2 separate regions of the Mus musculus genome follow, and region 2 is linked to region 1. Evidence: chromatin loops called from intact Hi-C (ENCODE). Cell type or tissue: left cerebral cortex. All regions are shown on one strand. Each heading gives the region's core, and the rest is flanking DNA. Links, peaks and the distances in the headings are about the cores only.

Region 1 (2,912 bases), core at 204-2,703:
ATCATGTTCAATCAAGTTCAGATCCCAGCACTTATGTGGCTGTCCTGCAAATGCCAGTAACACAAGCTCCAAAGAGCCGATGCCTTCTCCAGCTTCTGCCTGTGCACTGGCACAAAGACATATGCACACACAGAGAGATAGAGACACAGAGAGAGAGAGAAAGAGAGAGGGGGGAGGAAAGGGAGAGAGAAAGGGAGAAAGAAATACAGATACACAGAGACTGAGAGAGAAACAAAGACAGAGACAAAGAGAGAGAGAAAGGGAGAGAGAATGAACGCACATAGTCACACACACACACACACACACTCACAGATATTACATTAAATAATCCTTATAAAAGAGAAACAGGAAGTGAAGGTGAAAGCTCTGAGTATTATGAACTGTGTGTAGTTTCCAGCGTGATACAGAGAAATACCACAGACAGAACAATCTCCATTTTCTAGAAGACCATTCAGGTTTCATCTGTGTAACAGAAGCCATGACCAGTGAGATAGGCGTGACTCCAAAGACACAGCAAGGTCAGCTGTGCACACAGTGTAGCATTGAGGTGGCAAGAAAGGTGACTGACACACACACACAGACTGAGGACCCTCGATGTTCATTGAAAGTCACCTAAGGATACTAAGGGGAGACTGGCCAGTCTGAGGATTTGCTCCATTGCCCCGCTGCTCATTCTCTTTCCCTCTCCCCCTCCCCCTCCCCCTCTCCCTCCTTTCCTTCTCCCTCCCTCCCTCCCTTTTTCCCTCCTTCCCTCCTTCCCTCCTTCCCTCCTTCCCTCCTTCCCTCCTTCCCTCCTTCCCTCCTTCCCTCCTTCCCTCCTTCCCTCTTTCCCTCCTTCCCTCTTTCCCTCCTTCCCTCCTTCCCTCCTTCAGCATAAGTGACTCCATTTTGGTTTTGATCTACTGTGCATGGCCTAGCCCTAGTGCATAGTCTCTGTACGTTTTATTCAGCACCATTGCTAGGACATTGAGAAAATTACAACCTCTCTATGAACTTAACTCTCTCATCTTTAAAATGGTGAAATAATATAATATAAAAGCCTTGTCATTCTGTGAAGATGAAGCAGGAGACGGACATTTTTTTAGACCGTGATTCCTGACATCAGGAGTCCTCGGCAGTGAGAGGCGACTTCGCCCCCCATTCTGACGACGCAGATTGCTTTTGCTTGACTTTACAAACAGACTTCTTCATGCTAGTATTTAACTTCCAACATACTACTTACAAAATGAGGGGGAGGAGGACAGAGCTCAGGCTCGAGTGACTGAATGACAACCCTGTGATTGGCTCCAGGGAAACTGGATTTTCCTCTGCTGGGAGTAAAAATAGAGTGAACTTAACATCATCATTGGCTGAGTTTAGGCCCCAGCAAGACTGGCAACTGGTAGCACGTCATTGTGGGGACACACTGAGAGTGGGGACACAGAGTGCCTGGTGGTGTAATGTGGAGGTCTAATTATAGGACCTTTACATGACTGGATTTTTTGGCAGCGGAGCTCCCAGAACACATCAGTGAGGATAAACAAAGCTGGGACATCTTAGCACTTGTTCACAGCCAAGGGTGCTCGCCCAACACCTGCCCAGTGCTAAGCATGGCTCCGGGGGGGTTGGGGGGGAATCCACAGGAGTTGCAGAGGCAGCCTGTTCCCTTGAAAAGCCATCTGCAAGACCAAGTTACTCCTACGTTCTTGCTTTAAGCTGGAGGTGTGAACTCAGACAATTTAAAATACAGACTCTCTTAACTTCAGAGTCTAGGAAATGTGAAGGTCTGTAGTTGATGCAAAAATCATAAATAAAGAAAAATAGTTGGGCAGGATGACTCATGCCTGTAATTTCAACACTGAAGAGAAGGCAGGAGCATTGTGAATTCAAGGCCAGTCTGGTCTATACATCGAATTTAAAGACAGTCAAACATATGTAATACGTTAGAGGCCAGTCTGTAATATGTTTGATAGTTAGTGAGGACTTCTGTCAAAAACTGGGGGAGGGGTTGACGGGGAAATGTCTCAGTGGTTAAGAGCATTTGCTGCTCTTACAGATGACACCCCAAGAAGGCATGCAGTGCACAGACAAACGGAGGCAAGGAGTTAATCACGTTAAATAAACAAAGACGGTGTTCAAAGTTCAAATGATAGTTCCTGAATACAGATTCAATGATGTAAGTCCTTTAAAACACACAGCTGACTGGGTATGTGACATGTCCCTCTTTTAGCAAACACACAGATTCAGGAGGAAACTGGCTTAAATGCAGAAAGGGCTCCCAAAGGAAAAGCACGAGAGTACACATGGTGACTGGCAACCCAACAACACGGACAACGTAGGATCACTCACACTGTGGCTCTGACCACTCTTATAGGCCTTCCAGTAGGCTCTGGGAAGAAATACCCTGAAAGGGAGACCTGGTCTACCAGGATTTGGCAAGAAAAAGAAGTTACCTTATCTCCATATGAATTCTAACAACTTAATAAATATCTATACAAATGAATTTTAAAAGCACAATGCAGTACCCAGTAGGGGGCTAGCTCTGACTTTGGGCTACCCTGCCCCAACCTCCCTCTAGAATATATTGGTCCTTTGCTTTAATTTGCTGAATAACTCTCTGCTCTCACTGCCTGTCTTCTTCTCAATGAACTCTCCCTGAAGGAAAGAACTGAGTTGAAATCTTCACCATTAACAGTGGTGGTGGATCTTCGGGTCAACAGCTTTGCTTATCTGTTCCGTTATGGGACCTGTTTTCTCAGGTGGCCCCAGCAATGGACCTTTCTTCCAGCAAAGATTCAGCCTGGACCCCTTGGGAGAAACCGTAGAGAAAAATATCCCTGGAGACAAATGGCGGCAGAGACTACTCAGGTAAAACCTTCCCACCTCAGAGTGACAGCCCTCATTTATATTTCCAAATCACTGGACTTTTCAGA
Region 2 (2,912 bases), core at 105-2,604, 140 kb after region 1:
CTGTTCGTCCTGTCTTTGCCTTCTAGAGGCGTGAGCCACTGTGCCTGATACGTACTGCTGAGGACCGATCCCAGGGCCGCTTCATGTTAGGGAAACTCTCTACCTACTGGGCCACATCCCAGCCCACATACATGTCAGCTCCAATTCAGACCATCCTGTGACAGGAAACAATGACTCCAACTCTACAGTGAGGACACTGGACGCTCCTCATGCCTGTGTAGGCTGGCATATGCCTGTGCTTGGATACAGTGTCGGGGATGTAGTATGTTCTACCTGGAAGCCATCCAGAATACAAAGACCTCTGGGCACTGATATGTGTAGTCACCACACGAGACTTTGGCGACAGTTACTAGTAAGACTGCAGGAAAAAAAAGAACAAAATTTGAACTACTTTAGAAATTATGTGCTAGCTTTATTTTCCCACTGAAAGCCCCTTTGTAAAATATAAAAATGGCGCCCTGCAGGATCCGAGAGCAGAGCTGGCGTTCTGTTTTTAGAATTGTTGGGCTCCTCTCTGTTTTGGTTAGAGATACAACTCTTCTAACTGCAGTAAAGTAAAACTGTGGGTCCTATTTTAGAAACATACAATTTCATGGAAGTACACTCCACCCTGTCAGCACTGTGGGTGGAAAGGAAAAATCCAGCCAGCCAATCGTCATGCCAGGAAATGAAGCACAGCCAAGTTTCCAAAGAGGTCCGCTTTGAATCTAAGCTTGCACAGAAAATGCTAAAACATTCTTCATACTCAAACGTCCTCGAGGCATCCCATCTGGCTGTGGAGACCCAGGGGCTAGTCTTAGGTTACAGGCCAGCTCTCCCTGTAAGAATCGGGTGATAATTCTACACGTTAAATCAAAGTAAATTTTCTCATCTCGTTTTTCATCTTGATTTTAGCCTAAAGCAAAAATTCATTCATCGAGGAAATGGTAGTTTCCCTGTGTGATGCAGACAAGGGTCCCAACAATTGCTTTGGCTAAACATGGTAACTGGGAGCTGACAGATGCTCTGAGGTAGGCTGGGGGTGGGGTGAGGGGAGGTCCTCCATCCTGAATGTCCATATTCTACGGCATGAACAACTTTTCCAACTTCCTTCTTCCTCCAGGATTTTGAACTGAAGTTTGTGTTTATTTTTAAACGCTAAACTTGGCCAAGCCAAGGAAGCGCTCAGTATTCTGACAGAGGTATGGAGACGTCCCTAAGAAACTACACAGCATAGTATTACATTCAAGATGTTTGGCTAGGTCCCCTCAGTTCCATTTTAATTCACATGTGAGGAACCTGAACATCCGGTCTGTGTGTTGTACTTGCAGGGTTGTCCCTTCTGGTTGAGGAACGCCTGTGGTAGCCTACAAAGCAGGGCCTGCCTCACCGCAGAACCACGAGAAAGGCGCCAGGAACTCAAAGGCTGAGGACACGTAGCTTTGAGAGTATGTTTCCCACCCCTCCCCCAACTGAATCCTTCATTCCAAGTCTAGGGCAGCAGAGGATCCCCAAGTTGGGAAGAGCCCATCACGATGGCTAAGCTTTCAGACCTGGATTTGTCCTGACTGCCTTGCAAGTACACCAGCATGCCCACAGGATGGAGGCAGGGGAGTGGAGCACAGTTAAGGTACTGTATATAGATGCTTGTTTGGAGGACCCACCCCCAACACTAGATGACCTCATTTTCTGGTAACAGTGTTGGGCTCACGGAGTGTGACTACAAATGGCCGCAACTCTCTAGCAAACATCTTCAGAGCCCATGTGGTTCCTATTTCCCTCTGTCCTGAAATCTTCAGTGTGCAAGAAGGGACTTGTGTTGCTCCTATATCTCAAAGTTGACTCTGCAAGTCAGTATTGGGTACAGTCCACTGATCAGTGCGGGGCACAGTCCTCTGATCATGAGCGCATTACGGATTTGGGGGCCTTGAACCGATGCTGGATAGTTAATTCTAAACAAGAAAGTCAGTTGAGAGTTTAACATCCATGCCTAACACCTCCATGTGGACAGCAGGAAACTGTTCTGAGAGACTGACTTGTCCAAGGTGACATTGCTTCTTAATGGAAAAGCCAGATAGCATCACCTCCAAGCAGGGCCAACCACGGACATAAAAAGGAAGAGCCCTCCTTTTCCATGAAATCCCCAAGTAAAAATGAAACTGAAAATATCACTAACAGAGCTGTGTGTGGCCCATGCTTCTGAGAAAGGCTTGCAGAAGCTGGCCCTTCTCCACGAGGAGAAGTTGTGTGCCTCAACGTCAGTGAGGCTAGCCTGGGAATGTACTTAGGATGCACAATCAGTGAGGCTAGCCTGGGGATGCACTCAGGGTGTGCTTCTTCCATGGCTAGGAACTCTCCAGGTCTGTTTTTTGCTGCCTGAAGCCAGATGGGTAGCAATACTCTGAGCTGTGACCGCTGGTCTACATTCTCAGTGTCGCTATGTGTTCCTTTCCGTTCATCCTTCCTCCGTAGCTCAAATCCAGCTCAGCCAACAATGCCCCTCATCTGAAGAGCCAATATAAATGTCACAATTTGTAGTACATCTTTCCATTCGGTCTTTGAGGCCTTCCCGTAAGCATGGAGGATCAGAGTGCGAAAAGGACATCAGCTGTCTTAATGACTAAGAGCAGGGTAAGGTTTAAAACGACACCTCCTGGACAGAAACCTTTCTTTGCAACTAGCAGTATCAGAAAGCCCCTTTCCGGAATTTACTAGAACCTTCTCCCAGGATGGTGGAAAATGTACCAAAGCATCACAGAACATTGCTCTCTGCTTGATGTTGTCCTGTTCCAATGAGAAAGGTTCGAGCTGTCCTAGGACCCTGGGGTATGAGGAAGCAAACTGAGCCCTAAGACTGTCAGGGCTGGGTAGCAGCAGGGGAGGGAAGCTCACCCATGCATTCCAAAGACTGCTCTCAGCTGCAAAGGGACAGA

The links. Peaks named below come from ENCODE experiments on the same cell type or tissue, not always from the same donor. Only the 100,000 strongest peaks of a DNase experiment are listed, where the experiment ranks them.
Region 2: it touches region 1 in a loop (3-fold over the local background); 3 of 42 quality-filtered maps call a loop at or near these places.

Annotation. Positions count from the first base shown.
Region 1 is chr1:189,959,208-189,962,119 of GRCm38, reverse strand. No RefSeq gene overlaps it. Among named protein-coding and RNA genes, the nearest start is that of Smyd2, 38 kb to the right of the region's middle. In left cerebral cortex, for the core only: no CTCF peak of the experiment used is centred there; a DNase peak (open chromatin) is centred at 1,514.
Region 2 is chr1:189,815,752-189,818,663 of GRCm38, reverse strand. The region is part of intron 3 of Ptpn14 (protein tyrosine phosphatase, non-receptor type 14); the gene reads right to left. Among named protein-coding and RNA genes, the nearest start is that of Gm26574, 21 kb to the left of the region's middle. In left cerebral cortex, for the core only: no CTCF peak of the experiment used is centred there; DNase peaks (open chromatin) are centred at 627 and 1,289; H3K27ac peaks cover 479 bases.